Regions from separate parts of the Homo sapiens genome. Here region 1 is linked to region 2. A link is an interaction called in ENCODE POLR2A ChIA-PET data of the cell type or tissue named here. Cell type or tissue: PC-9. All regions are shown on one strand.

The links. Peaks named below come from ENCODE experiments on the same cell type or tissue, not always from the same donor. Only the 100,000 strongest peaks of a DNase experiment are listed, where the experiment ranks them.
Region 1: POLR2A ChIA-PET joins it to region 2 with 5 read pairs; 7 of 35 experiments call an interaction of 5 or more read pairs at or near these places.

The regions. Positions count from the first base shown.
Region 1 is chr14:75,102,102-75,110,101 of GRCh38, forward strand. It overlaps NEK9 (NIMA related kinase 9), which reads right to left. Exons shown (of 22, transcript NM_033116.6): 10 at 7,584-7,776; 11 at 5,242-5,386; 12 at 4,401-4,601; 13 at 3,849-3,895; 14 at 1,741-1,896. Among named protein-coding and RNA genes, the nearest start is that of NEK9, 21 kb to the right of the region's middle. In PC-9, no CTCF peak of the experiment used is centred here; no DNase peak of the experiment used is centred here.
Region 2 is chr14:75,264,520-75,272,519 of GRCh38, forward strand. It overlaps the pseudogene LOC124903434. Among named protein-coding and RNA genes, the nearest start is that of FOS, 10 kb to the right of the region's middle. In PC-9, no CTCF peak of the experiment used is centred here; DNase peaks (open chromatin) are centred at 2,661 and 4,446.

The DNA.
Region 1 (8,000 bases), 160 kb before region 2:
TAACAAGGGCAGGGCAAAGAATTAAAGTCCTGAGGACTGTCTCCAGCCCATAAAGGAATCAGCTTACTGTGATCTAATTTCATCTATAGGGTAGTGTTTCTCAACTTAATTAAAACTCATGTTCCCTTTGAATTAGTATTAAAAAAGAATCCTCTCATTTAAGTTTAAAATTTCACAACAAATCCACTGCTATAATGAAAACATAAATCAAGTAATAGTAATTCTGAATATTGTTTTTTTTGTTTTTTTATTTTGTTTTGTTTTGAGACGGAGTCTTGCTTTGTCGCCCAGGCTGGAGTGCAGTGGCGCGGTCTCGGCTCACTGCAAGCCCCGCCTCCCAGGTTCACGCCATTCTCCTGCCTCAGCCTCCCAAGTAGCTGGGACTACCGGTGCCCGCCACCACACCTGGCTGTTTTTTTTTTTGGTATTTTTAGTGGAGACAGGGTTTCACCGTGTTAGCCAGGATGGTCTTGATCTCATGACCTCGTGATCCGCCCGCCTCAGCCTCCCAAAGTTCCGGGATTACAGGCGTGAGCCACCGTGCCCGGCAACTGAATATTTCTTTTCAAACTACAAAGACACTCTCTCCAGCCTTGCCCTGAATTTGTACTCTCCTAATTGAAAATCACTACTTTAGAGATTGCTTAAAAATTAATTCTTACCTTTTTCATTGAGTCAGAAAACTTCTGTCTCTTAATTTTATTCTTTGGAAAATGACAAAACTCATTATATTAACACAAAAAGGAAACTAAGACGCAGCCATAAAAAAGGATGAGTTCATGTCCTTTGTAGGGATATGGATGAATCTGGAAACCATCATTCTCAGTAAACTATTGCAAGGACAAAAAATCAAACACCGCATGTTCTCACTCATAGGTGGGAATTGAACAATGAGAACACCTGGACACAGGAAGGGGAACATCACACACCGGGGCCTGTCATAGGGTGGGGGAAGGGGGGAGGGATAGCATTAGGCGATATACCTAATGTAAATGACGAGTTAATGGGTACAGCACACCAACATGGCGTATGTATACATATGTAACAAACCTGCACGTTGTGCACATGTACCCTAGAACTTAAAAGTATAATAAAAAAAAAAAAAAGGAAACTAAGACAATATCAGTGGTGAATTTGCTAACATTTTTGAAGACAGAATGGTAATTACATTCGATAAGCCTAAACAGGATCAGTGATTTGGGAGAAATCTAAAAAACTCCAATCAATCAAAAAAACTCCAGGAAGGTGATGCATGGAAATATGTTTTTTTTTATAACATTAATTTGCTTGTTCCTATTTCAATAAGGTAAAAGCTGAATTTCATCATTTTATTCTTTGTAATCAATTTATTTGTTGAAGTATAACACACTGCAAAATATCACACAGCTTGACACATTTTTCTATATACATATACTGGTAAAACCATTACAGATCAAGATATAGACCATTCCCATTACTCTAGGATCCCTTCCACCTCTTCTGTTAATACCCCTCCTTCAATAAGTAGCCACAGTTTTGATTTCTGCCAGTATAAGTTAATTTTGCCTGTTCTTAAATTTTACACAGATAGAGCTATATAGCATGTACTCTTTGTGGCTGGCTTCTTTTTCTGCACACAATGCCTATGAGACCATAACTAAAGTCAAATTCCATGGTCACTAACCAATAATGGCATCTCAAAGAAATTCCAACCTAGAGAAATTCTGATGATGTGGTTAGAACACCAATCAGGACACTCACTTCATGGTTGATAATTCCCGACATGCACTGATTCAGACCCAGCTTATTGAATTCATTGAGTCCACAGGCCAGCACTTTGCCTGACTGGGTCAACAGAAATGTCCCATCACAGCCACATTGAACTGCAACAATAATCAAGGCCTTGGGAACATCCACCTGCAAGAAAAAAATCAGAAAAAGAAATCCCAAATATATAATTCGTATTAGAAAAAAAGCTCTCAAATTCTTTCAAAAGAGACATGCTGCATTTAGCAGAATGACTACAGGAAAGTGAGGACTGCTCTATTCTTTTCAGGTTTGCCCAGTGTCTTAGAGACTACTTTTTCTTTTTTTTTTTTTTTGAGATAGAGTTTCCCTCTTTTGCCCAGGCTGGAGTGAAGTCGTGCGATCTTAGCTCACCGCAATCTCTGCCTCCCAGGTTCAAGCGACTTCTCCTGTCTCAGCCTCCCAAATAGCTGGGATGACAGGTGCATGCCACCACGCCCAGCTAATTTTTGTATTTTTATTAGAGATGAGGTTTTGCCACGTAGGCCAGGCTGGTCTCGAACTCCTGACCTCAGGTGATCTACCCACCTTGGCCTCCCAAAGTGCTGGGATTACAGGTGTGAGCCATCACGCCTGGCTGAGACTACTATTTTCTTTTCTTCTTTTTTTTTTTGAGGTGGAGTCTTGCTCTGTCGCCCAGGCTGGAATGCAGTGGTATGATCTCAGCACACTGCAACCTCTGCCTCCCAGGTTCAAAGCGATTCTCCTGCCTCAGCCTCTTGAGTAGCTGGGATTAAAGGCGTGTGCCACCATGCCCAGTTAATTTTTGTGTTTTTAGTAGAGACAGGGTTTCACCATGTTGGCCAGGCTGGTCTCGAACTCCTGACCTCAAGTGATTTGCCCGCCTCGGCCTCCCAAAGTGCTGGGATTACAGGCGTGAGCCATTGTGCTCGGTCAAGGCTACTGTTGTCAACGAAGAGCTCAAGTTTTACAATATCAAAGAAAAGGTGACAGTTCCAGGTCAACTAAACAAGACAGCACCCTCTCAGTTTGTCTTAGTAATAGGTCCTACTTAGGGTGACCTGTCAAAAAGTTGAGAAAGAAGCTTCAATTCATTGCTGATTTTGTCCTTTGAGATGGAAGGCTGCTTGACAGTTACAGAAATTCAGTAGCCCTGTGGGGTCCCAATCTGGTCATTTTATAGGAGAGGTGACAGAGTACTGAGGTAATATCTAGGACTTCCAAATGCTCATATCTTTTTACAGCTAACTAGACAGGACTGGAGAAGGTGGGGTGATGCATGTGTGGGGTCACAATGGATGTGTGTAAAACCTGAAACCTCAACCCTCAGTTTCTGCCACAGCCTTTCCAGGAGAAAAGGAACAGCTGGGAATCCCATTGAGGATGGTCCCTAGAAATGCATAATAATTTAATTTTTAAAATATAAATAAAAACTGGTTTGGCTAAAAGTTCCCAAGGAAAGAAAAAAAAAAAAGAAAACAGAAAACCCAAAACACTGCTAACAATAAATGGTATAGCTGATTTAGCCAACCCTCCAATGGGTAAGCCTGTGCCCTAGGGTAGGTGGGAGAGATGTGACTGTGCTTTTCCCCCAGCTGGTATCAGCCTCTGTGAGCCTCTCACAGGGCCAGCTCTGGCAAGGCTGAGAGTAATTAGATAATATGTTTCATGCAACATGACCGCTAAACAAAAACAACTATTAATATTTCATCTGGTGGTCAACTGTAGAAACAGGAGAGGAAAATGGCTGTGTTGGGTTAAGAGACAGTATACTGCTTTACAGTATCTTCTCGAGTTTTCCAGGGTATTTGTAGCTATATGTGACTTTTCTGCTGTACACGCTGATTTTAGCTGTCATCCCTGAGTAAGATGTGACTTCACAATGTCCACAGTCGCTGTATCCACTTTCTCAATTTTCTGTGATTTGGTCAGATGACAAGACCACAGGGTGCTAAATCAGGAATCCTAAATTGTCAGTCTCCCAAACAGGAAACACTTCGGAAATAAATACCTTGATACAACAGAGCCAAGGAAAGAGGACATATTATTGGAGTCTGTGCGACTTAAGATAGGTTTTAGAAATAAGTTGCTTCTGATTTTACCTTTTGTGGTGTATAATAATCCTCTTCTGAATCCAAACCCAGTCGTCCTGAAACACACATAAGAATGAAAATCATTATAATGAGGGCTTCCTTCCCAGTGAATAGGTTCTGTAAGATTCTCTTTTGCCAGGTGCGGTGGCTCACACCTGTAATCCCAGCACTTTGGGAGGCCGAGGCAGGTGGATCATGAGGTCAGAAGTTCGAGCGAGACAAGCCTGGCCAGTGTGGTGAAACCCCATCTCTACTAAAAATACAAAAAATTAGCTGGGTGTGATGGTGTGTGCCTGTAATCCCAGCTACTCGGGAGGCTGAGGCAGGAGAATCACTCGAACTCGGGAGGTGGTGGTTGCAATGAGCCCAGATCATGCCATTGCACTCCAGCCTGGGTGACAGAGAGAGACTCTGTCTCGAGAAAAAAAAAAAAAAAAAAAAAAAAGATTTACTGAATTAACACTTCTCATTTAGGGGCTGCATGATGGGTTTAGATGCATACAACTTTGAAGTCAGGTTGTATACCTGTGAAGAAGTGGACAGAGACAAGGCTACCCCTACCATATTCGCCACAGCCCCAAGAATAGACTTCCTTGTTTCGTGTCAGAACCACCACATGATTATCTCCACAGGAGACCTGCTCCACTGGATTGCTGAGGAAGAAGTTCAGCTGCATGGGTTCTAGCACTTCAGGGCCAGCAACTTTGTCCACCCCCATGCAGCCATAATAATCTGATCCGAAGGCATAGAGCTGACCCTCATCTGCAAAAGAAAGGAAAACAGAATCCATCAAAGGACTGACTTATTTTATCTAATCAGAAAGTTGGGCAGGGCTGGAATGAGGACTACCCCAGCAAATGATCTCACATGAATTGATTATATCCAAGAAATTAAAAGGACAGACTGTGCAAGTCTAGAGTTCTATGTCAGAGAGTCATGTGTACTACTACTACTATATTAAACAATTTAAAAAGTGGTAGCATTATCACATTAAAAGGACTTAAAATTTTAATGGGGCCATCTTTGTTATATAGATAAAAAAATAAGTCCCAAGGAATCATTAACTAAGTAATGACAAGACCAAAACTAAACTTAGGTCTTGATCCTAATTTTGTGTTATTCATAGCCTGATGAGGTGGTAAGATTATTTTTCCTGCCAACCACGACACACATTTTCTCCTGATCCCACCTCTTCTCTGTTACCCACCTGTCTTCTCCTTGCTCACCACCCCCTAATACTATAGCAAATTTGGTATGTTATTATTAATGAGTATATTTGCTCAAGGTCCTCTGGTTCTTTGTATACTGTCTTTTGTTTTAAAATCCCAACTAAGATTGCACAGCATTAAGCAAAATACCCCCACATTAAATGCACTTAAGACACTTTCTGCTGATGGCTTACCAGTCACACAGACAGTGAAATCATCACCACATGACACCTGACGGATAGCTTTGCCTTGCAACTTTTCCACATGCTTTGGCTGTCGATAGGAGGCTTTGTCTCCATGGCCCAGCTGACCATGGAGTTTAGTGCCTCCTTGCATGTTCTGTGAAATAAAGAGGTCTTATGACTTTTTTTTTTAATTACATTTTATTAAACTTAAATTTTAAAGAGATGGGTTCTCGCTATGTTGCCCAAGCTGGTCTTGAACTCCTGGGCTCAAGTGATCCTCCTGCCTCGGCTTCCCAAAGTGCTGGGATTGTAGACATGAACCACCATCCCCGGCTGAGAGGTCTTATGAAGTTTTAATTTTTCATGCCAAAAGCTGATCTTTAATGGAACTTCATATGAAGAAAAACAGTAGAAAAAAAGAGCTAGAAATTTAGAAATTAGAAAAAAATGGGCAAAGGGATTAAACATTTTAATAGCAAGTAGTATACAGATCCTGCCAACAGGTAAAGAAAACTTAAAAAGTATCCAGATTAATATCCATTAATCTAATCTTTGTCCTTCAAGTCTAAGGTAAACTATATATTTAATTACAGGTGATGGTGAAAAAAATTCTTTATAATATAGTCTAACTTTGTTGCTTTCTACAGGAATATAGCTTCTTGAAAATCTGTACTAGAAGTTTCATAAATTTTGGTCACAGTTTCCCTGAAACATGGAAGAGTTATAAAGAATCTGGCTACATCAAAGAGGCTGCTATACAGCAATGAGACTAGTCCTTGATGACTTTTCAACTTTTTTTTTTTTTTTTGAGACAGAGTTTCGCTCTTGTCACCCAGGCTGGAGCGCAGTGGCTCGATCTCAGCTCACTGCAAGCTCTGCCTCCTGGGTTCAAGCGATTCTCCTGCCTCAGCCTCCCAAGTAGCAGGGATTACAGGTGCCCGCCACCACGCCTGGCTAATTTTTTGTATGTTTAGTAAAGATGGGGTTTTGCCATGTTGGCCAGGCTGGTCTCGAACTCCTGACCTCAGGTGATCCACTCGCCTCGGCCTCCCAAAGTTTTGAGATTACAGGTGTAAGCCACCATGTCTGGCCTTTTCAACAGTTTTATAGAGAAAAATAATTCTATTAAATGAGTATACTACAAGTCCTCATATTTTATATATATATGTGTGTGCGTGTGCGTGTGTGTGTGTGTGTGTGTGTGTGTGTGTGACAGTATATATATATATTTTTTTTTTTGAGACAAGGTCTTGCTCTGTCACTCAGGCTGCAGTGCAGTGGTGCAATCTTGGTTCATTGCAATCTCCACCTCCCAGGCTCAAGTGATTCTCATGCCTCAGCCTCCTGAGTAGCTGGAATCACAGGCATGCGCCACCACTCTCAGCTAACTTTTGTATTTTTAGTAGAGATGGGGTTTTGTCATGTTTGCCAGGCTGGTCTCAAACTCCTGGCCTCAAACAATCCACTCGCCTTGGCCTCCCGAAGTGCTGAGACTTCAGTTGTGAGCCACTACGCCCAGCCAATAAATGTTTAAGATACTAATTTCTCTCCAGCAGCCTGAAATGAGCCTGAGAACGCATAGCAAGAGACAGGAGGAAAGCCAAGAGAACATGCTATCACAGAAGGCAAGTAAAGACAAAGCTTCAAGAAGGAGGGAGTGGTCAACTATGTCAAATGCTGCCGAGAGGTCAAGCTAGGTAAGGACTAAAAAGCATCTGTTTTATTTTAGCAATTTATGGGTCATTTTGTCAAGACTAGTTTCAATTGAGTGGCAGTGGCAGAGATGGAAGCTGCATTGTAGGTGAATGAAGAGAGAGTGGGAGATAAGGAAACAGACAGCAAACACAGACAATTTGTTAAGGAAGGTGAGAGGGGAGAATCTAGAGGGCAACAAACAAATTCTACACAAAATATACCTAGCCATCTTCAATCACTGCTGTGGGCTTCAGGGGTTTCCTGACATGGTATAGTCCTTCCTTTGTTTACAAAGCTATTTCACAGGTAATAGTTGCTCTGAACCTCATGGTAATATAACAGAGTAATTGAGTGACTTGTCTGAAATCATCCAGCTGTAAATGGGAAACCCCAGTCTCCTGAGTCTTTCAATTTTTCTCTCCCTCTCTCATTCATTCATTCAAAAAACATTTATAGGTGACCTAATATGTACCAGCCCTGGGCATACATCAGTGAACTAAACAGACAAAATCCCTGCTCTTATAAGAGCTTCCATTCCATCACCCCATGTTGCCACTCCCTTAGTATAGGTTCAACTAATAAAATGCTTAGACATCGTGGGCCCAGTAAACAATTAGGCTTACAGCACTGTTCCAAAATGCTTAGCGTTCACTTACCACCCAAGTGTACAGTTCCTTCTCCACTGTGACCACAGCAAAGTGGGTATTCCCTGCACAGACCTGCCGGGCACTACAGCCACTCTTGATAACATCCAGTTTCTGGGGGGTGGATTTTCCACCACCCCAAACATAGACTTCACTGGTTCGTGATGTTACTACAGCAATGGGTGCTTCAGTCACAGTGCTTGACCTGCCAACAACCCCCAGAACAAAGGAACATTTAACATTAAAAACAATATCAAAGAAAAATGCTTCCAGTCTGTTCCCTGAGAAGAACTGCCAATTATGGTATGAGAAAGTATGTTCTTTCTCGACAACTTGTTTCAATGTGCTCTATCACAGCAGACTTTGCAATTCCTGCCTCAGGGCTTCATCACAGCTTGGCCAGATCAGATTCCAGTCTGACCCATAACA
Region 2 (8,000 bases):
GTTGCTCATGCTGGAGTGCAATGGTGCGATCTTGGCTCACTGCCGACCTCGGCCTCCCAGGTTCAAGCGATTCTCCTGCCTCAGCCTCCCGAGTAGCTGAGACTACAGGCACGTACCATCATGCCCAGCTAATTTTTGTATTTTTAGTAGGGATGGGGTTTCACCATGTTGGTCAGCCTGGTCTCAAACTCCTGACCTCAGGTGATCCACCCGCCTGGGCCTCCCAAAGTGCTGGGATTACAGGCGTGAGCTACTGCACCTGGCCCTGAGTTTCTCTCTTATTAGTCATTCCCTGGTAGGTACTTAGGGAAATAAATTTACTTATGCAGGTCACCAGAGCACTATCAACTACACTGGGGAAATATTTAGCCCAATTATATGGTGTGGATTAGAAAATTATAAGATCATTATTTTAAAAATTATATTGAATTGGCTGGGTGTGGTGGCTCACGCCTGTAATCCCAGTACTTTGGGAGGCTGGGGTGGGAAAATTTGCTTGAGCCAGGAGTTTGAGATCAGCCTGAGCAACATAGTGAGATCCCATCTCTACTAAAAAAAAAAATTATTGAACCTATTCAACCAAAATAGTGGAATAATATACCTACATCATTGAATCGTGGTGAATATTAAATAACATAACAAGGCTGGGTGCGGTGGCTGACACCTGTGATCCCAGCACTTTGGGAGACCGAGGCAGGAGGATTCCTTGAGGTCAGGAGTTTGAGACCAGCCTGGCCGACATAGTAAAACCCTGTCTCTACTAAAAAAAATACAAAAAGTAGGCCGGGCATGGTGGCTCACACCTGTAATCCCAGCACTTTGGGAGGGCGAGGTGGGCAGATCACCTGAGGTTGAGAGTTCGAGACCAGCCTGACCAACATAGAGAAACCTTGTCTCTACTAAAAATACAAAATTAGCCGGGTGTGGTGGTGGGTGCCTGTGATCCCAGCTACTCGGGAGGCTGAGGCAGGAGAATCGCTTAAACCTGGGAGGCAGAGGTTGCTGTGAGCTGAGATCATGCCACTGCACTCCAGCCTGGGTGACAGAGTGAGACTCCATCTCAAAAAAAGTAGCCAGGCATTGTGGCGGGCACCTGTAATCCCAGCTACTCAGGAGGCTGAGGCAGGAGAATCGCTTGAACCGGGAGGTGGAGGTAGCAGTGAGCTGAGATTGCGCCACTGCACTCCAGCCTGGGTGACAGAGTGAGACTCCGTCTCAAAACAAAACAACAACAAAAACCATAACAATATTTGTAAAGCACTTCGCATAATTCCTGAGCAAGCACTCAATAAATATTAGCTATCATTATTTCTCTTTATTCAAGAAGTATTTTTTGAGCAGCTATTATATGCCAGATACTGTGTTAGGGGCTAGAGAGTCATTGATGAGTAAAATAGGCAAGGTGTCTGCCTTCTTGGAGTGGGGAGATAGACATTAAATGAATTCATTTAATTCAACAATTAACAGCTATTAGGATCAGGCTTCTCTAACTCCTTGGGGGTACATCAGTGAATAAAACAAAGATCCCTACTCTTGTGGAACTTAATTTTTAGAAATTAGCCCAAATGCTTTCTAAATAAATGTATTACTAGAAATGGTGGTAAGTGCTAATCATGAAAAGCCTAGGGTGGAATGAGGGCTTCTAAAAGGTTCCTAATTCAGCCTGGCTGCTGGGGAAAGTCCTTTATGTGGATGTGACATTTTAAGTTTGAGATCTAGATAAAAAGTAGGCTGAACTGAGACGAAGAGTGGGAGGTGGAGGCAGAGAACATATGTATAATGCTAGTAGCTCATATTTAATTCCATGTTCCATGCCTTTTCACAAACGTTCTAGAGGACAGGACTGCCAAAGATGAGAGGAGATTCCTGCATCCGAAGTTTGCAATCAGGCCGGGTGCAGTGGCTCATGCCTGTAATCCCAGCACTTTGGGAGGCGGAGGTGGAAGGATTGCTTGAGCCCAGGAGTTCAAGACCAGCCTGGGCAATATAGGGAGATCCTGCCTCTCTCTCTCTCCCCCAACCCTGCCTCTCTTTTAAAGACATTCCCAATCAGATTGAATTTAGTTCTCAGCTCCAGGATGCATGGCAGCAGCTGCCTAGTTTTTGCCTTCTCAGGAATCACTGACAGTTGGCAGTTGCCACCTCAGCTTCCCTTGGTCCCCATTACCTGGAACAATCAGTCCCAACTACGCTAGGAATGACCTCTCTGTAGCTAGGTGTGGTGGTGTGCGCCTGTAATCCCAGCTACTTGGGAGGCTGAGGCACGAAGAATTGCTTGAACCTAAGAGGCAGAGGTTGCAGTGAGCTGAGATCATGCCACTGCATTCCAGCCTGGGTGACAGAGCGAGACTCCGTCTCAAAAAAAAAAAAAAAAAAAAAAGGAATCACCTCTCTGGGAATTGACTTCAGCTTCTTTTACTTGCCTTAGTGAGTGTCACCCTAGGGCCCCCAGAAATATGTCAGCATACATTTGCTGCTGGATTTAAATAATCTAGGGTGGGCTGAATAATCAATCTTTGAGAGTTGAACTAGCTTCTGAGCTACAAACATGCACATAATCCTTTAGCCCACTTTTCCTTTGCTACTGAATTTTCTCTAATTTAAGTTTTAAAGCTCTTCTTAGGTCATTTCCACCAGCAAGCTTTCAAGCCCTGGTTCATATTCTAGCTTAGAAATAGTTCACATAGTTCTGTGTAGACATAATATTTACGGGAACCAGAGATGGGTGGATTCTGATAGTGGCTTGTGGAATAGTCTCCAGTGCAGTCAAAATAACAAAGAATTTGAGAAGCAAATGCTTTGAGAGTCTAGTTTCCCATAAACTTCTCAAATATACAGGCTTAAATCCTGTGTAAGGATCAGCAGAATCCAGGAAAGTAGGGCCCTGTTTGAGAAAGCCTTGGTTTGTTCACTGTTTGCTGTTTTACAGCACAAATTCTGAACTCTGTTTATTGTCAACAGCTCTCTAACAAAGGACACAATGGAATGTGCCTGTTTTCAAATTCCTGTAAAAAAGGGCCCTGGAAGACCTCCAAGCCTGGTGTCGGTGATTTACTTCACTATTTTTCAGTGATTTCACTTAAGACTCTAAGCTTTTGAGAGAGTTCTTACCAATCATCAACATTAGTGTGGAGCTACGTATAAGAAGGATCTAGATGGGCTGTAATTGAGTGAGAATAAAATACAACTATCCATATCCTGTTGGAAGTGTAGGGACAGCTAGGGAGGAAAGTGAGCTGGGAGTAGCTGGGAACTTTTTACATTTAGTAGCACTGATCCAAAGATCTGGAGGGAGGAGGAGATTGCTGTTGGTAAGTCAGGCAGTAGGGTTTGAGGTGCACCTTGCAAAGACGGCTGGTTTCAAAGGTGTGGGGGCATTGGCACTTATGTTTCTCAGTACATAACCTTACATTGGGAAGCATCTCCTCTGCCCTGAATACCCTGCTCCTTGTTCTTCCATGGCTAGTTCCTTGCTATCATTTGCTTCTCATGGAAATTGTCTCCTTCTTCTACCCAGTCCAAAGTAGCAACACACTTCTTCACAACATATTCTTCCATTTTAATTACCTGCCCAAGGCTGGGCATGTTGGCTCACACCTGTAATCCCAGCACTTTGGGAGGCCAAGGTGGGCAGATCACTTGAGGTCAGGAGTTCGAGACTAGCCTGGCCAACATGGTGAAACCCTGTCTCTGCTAAAAATACCAGAATTAGCTGGGTTTGGTGGTGCACACCTGTTGACCCAGCTACTCGGGAGGCTGAGGCACGAGAATCACTTGAACTGGTGAGGCAGAGGTTGTAGTAAGCTAATATCGTGCCACTGCACTCCAGCATGGGCGACAGAGCAAGACTTTGTCTCAAAAAACAAAAAACAAACAAAAAAATTACCTGCCCAGCACTTACTTACTTTTATCTGACATTTTTGTTTTCTTATTAATTCATTACTGGACTATAAGCTTCATGTTGGTAGGAAGCTTGCCTGTTTACTGTGGAGTCTAGTGACTGGTACATAGTAGGTGCTCAATAAAAGTGATGAATGAGTAGCAAGGAATAGGATAATTGACTTTGTACAATTTGAGTTAAGAAGGGATTAACTTTGCAGCGTCCATACAAAGTAACTGTAGGTAATTGGTTTTTTTCTGACCCTTATACAAGGTAATAATATTTTGAGGTATGTGAAAGTCATTTCTTTCCTGGAAAGAATTCTGAAACCAATGGAAAAATAGAAAGCAGGCTAGAGATATCTGATAAGAATACGACTGAATTAATCTCAAACTAGATGTGTGAAATAAATGCCTCAGGGCTGCTCTTATCTAAATGTAAATCTAAAACATCTTAATCTGAAATTCCTCAGCTTTCTGCATTATTCTCTGGTCATTTTACCATATGGGCCAGAAATGGGTAAGAAGTATAGAAATTATGACCTGGGGCTTGGAGCTGTTGTTTGGTGAAACCGTTGATTTCGTGGGCCAATGAGTAGAGTGCTAGTTGAAGAACTTTTTTTTTTTTTCTTCCATTTCCCCAGCCTATTTCATAACCTCTTACTTCCTTCTTTTCCAAATTCTAAGCTCAGACAGACATCAGCTGGATGAAGCCCCAGGTTCAAACAAACTTGCCTTGGATATCAAAGTACTAGTAGCAAAGGAACTCCCAATTCCTCACCTGCTGTGAAGTTTCCCATTCACTGCAAGCAAAGTCCAGGTGAAAGCAAAGATTCTTCACCCGCAGAAACCCTCTGGGCAGGTAACTCATGATGTATTCCCAGCCACCTGATGAATCTGGAGAAAGGAATAGAATGGTTCTGCCAAATGATTTAAATGAAGAATCCTGTGGGCCCAGCCCAGCCCTCTATGCTAACCAATCTGAAGCCGGCAGGTGTGTGGTGTTCTGTTTATAGCTGCCAGATCAGCTCCTGTTGTAGGTTCTATATGCTGGCCTCAGCTGAGCCTGTGGTATGTGAGCACAGTTCTGTGCGATCCAAACAATTGACAAATACTGACCTGGCCCCAGCCACGTGCCCAGTCATTGCTGGGCTGCCCAAGAAACCAACTAAGCACATTCTGGGGCAGGGGTGGGGGGCATTCAAGAAAGAAATCAGAAAGCTGTATTCATTATTCTATTGACTGAAGGCTTAGTATTGTGTCAGGCACTGATCTGGCAACGGGGAAACAGTAATGTCTCTTTCCCTCATGGAACTTACATCCGGGCATTATTTCAGCATACTTATGAGTTTTCCTTATTTATTATTTATTTATTTACTTACTTACTTATTGAGACAGTTTTGCTCTGTCGCCCAGGCTGGAGTACAGTGGCGCGATCTCAGCTCACTGCAACCTCTGCCTCCTGGGTTCAAACGATTCTCCTGCCTCAGCCTCCCAAGTAGCTGGAATTACAGGTGCCCACCATCACACTGGGCTAATTTTTTATGTTTTTAGTAGAGACGGGGGTTTCACCATGTTGGCCAGGCTGGTCTTGAACTCCTGACCTCCAGTGATCTGCCTCCCTCAGCCTCCCAAAGTGCTGGGATTACAGGCGTGAGCCACTGCACCCGGATGAGTTTTACTTTTTTAAATAAAAATGTATTTTACAACGCAGTGTTGCTTTTGTTTTTAATTACTTGAAAGGACACCATAATCATTTCACTATTAGGGCCATAAATGTTTACTGTGGCCCTGTGGCCAGCACTTTTAAACTAAAAATTGGTTAGATTTTTACTTTTATGCACACATATTTTCTAAAAAGTTTCTTGGCCGGGCATGGTGGCTCATGCCTGTAATCCCAGCATTTTGGGAGGCTGAGGTGGGTGGATCACCTGAGGTCAGGAGTTCAAGAACAGCCTGGCCAACATGGCGAAATCTCTTCTCTATAAAAATACAAAAAATTAGCAGGACGTGGTGGTGTGCTCCTGTAATCCCAGCTACTTGGGAGGCTGAGGCAGGAGAATTGCTTGAACCCAGGAGACGGAGGTTTCAGCGAGCCGAGATCGCGCCATTGCACTCCAGCCTAGGTGATAGAGTGAGACTCTGACAAAAAAAAAAAAAAAAAAAAAAAAAAAAAAAAATTCATTTTGAATTAGGCTAAATTTGTGTAAAAGAAAGGATCTGGGGTGTAACCAACCTCAGGTAAAGTTTCTCATTGTGCTAATCATTGTTTTGGGGTGGGGTGGTTGTGGATTTAAAACTAAAGCATCCCGTACGATCTTGTGCGGTAGGTAGTGGAAACATTTACTACACTTGATCTTAGCCAAAAGGCCAAGAAGTGATTATGTGGAAACATTTAGACAGCAGGTGTGATGGGTCTTTGTAGTTCTAAGGATGGGTATACCCCTTGGGTTTATAAGCATCTAAATTATGCCCGATAAGAAAATTGCTGACTAGGGGCTGGGCATAGTGGCTCACGCCTGTAATCCCAGCACTTTGGGAGGCCCAGGCAGGCGGATCACCTGAGGTCAGGAGTTCGAGACCAGCCTGACCAACATGGAAAAACCCTGTCTCTACTAAAAATACAAAATTAGGCCAGGCGCGGTGGCTCACGCCTGTAATCCAGCACTTTGGGAGGCTGAGGCGTGTGGATCACCTGAGGTTAGGAGTTTGAGACCAGCTTGACCAACATGGTGAAACTCCGTCTCTACTAAAAATACAAAAAATTAGCCAGGCGTGGTGGTGCCTGTCTGTAATCCCAGCTACTCAGGAGGCTGAGACAGGATAATTGCTTGAACCCAGGAGTCGGAGGTTGCAGTGAGCCAAGCTGGTGCCACTGCACTCCAGCCTCGGCAACGGAGCAAGACTCTGTCTCAAAAAAAAAAAAAAAAAAAAATTAGCTGGGCATAGTGGCACATGCCTATAATCCCAGCTACTCGGGAGGCTGAGGCAAGAGAATCGCTTGAACCTGGGAGGCAGAGGTTGCAGACTGCATTCCAGCCTGGGCGACAGAGCGAGACTCTGTCTCAAAAAAAAAAAAAAAAAAAGAAATTGCTGACTAGGATTTTGGTTTCCTAACCTGAGAAGGATAGAGGTAATAAACCACCCATCAAAGCTCTCTGTCCAGAAAGGGAATCCATGCTGCCTTCTCCGTCACAAGGACAATAACTGATGAACCTCTGTTTAACATTTATTCATAGGCCAGGCACGGTGGCTCACGCCCAGAATCCCAATACTTTGGGAGGCCAAAGTGGGAGGATTGCTTGAGCCCAGGAGTTCGAGACCAGCCTGGACAATATAGTGAGACCCCATCTCTACAAATAATAAAAAAAAGTAGCCGGGCTTGGTGGCCCATGCCTGTGGTCCCAGCTACTTGGGAGGCTGAGGCAAGATGATCGCCTGAGCCCAGGAGGTCGAGGCTGCAGTGAGCGACCGCATCCTAGCCTGGGTGACAGAGTGAGACCCTGTCTCAAAAAAATAAATAAACAAAAATAAAAATATACGTTTATTCTACAAGGATTTGAGTGCCTTGGTGTCAGGAAGCATGGTACTGAGGATAGATAACTGCTAAATAAGACAGATAAGGTCCCTGCTCTTGTGGAGCTTACGGACTAGTTGACGATGGCAATGAAACAGTACATAAATGGACAGGGTAATGTAGTGATAAGTGCTAGATAGAAAAGAAAACCAGGTAACATGACAGAAAGTGACTGAAGGGCAAAGGAGTTTGCAACAATGGATGGGGAAGACAGGAGGGGCTTCCTGGAGAAGGTGACATTTGAGCAGATGTTGGTCAGGAGGAAGAGTCAACTTGTCAAGGTCTGTGAGGAAGAGGGAAGAGTGGGTACAGAGGCCCAGAGGCAGAAGCAGCTTGGCATATTTGAGGGAGAGAAAGGCCAATGTAGCTGGAGTGGAGTGCAGGAAAGTGGTTCAAGGTAAGGTTGGAAGGCAAGGCAGAGGCTGAAGCCTGTGGACTGGGAATCCTCATAAGAAGTGTAGATTTTTATCTAAGTGTCATTCTGTAAACTGACCTCTAAACAGGTTTGGGGGGATAACAGTTCTGTTTGGTGTTCTGATTTAAT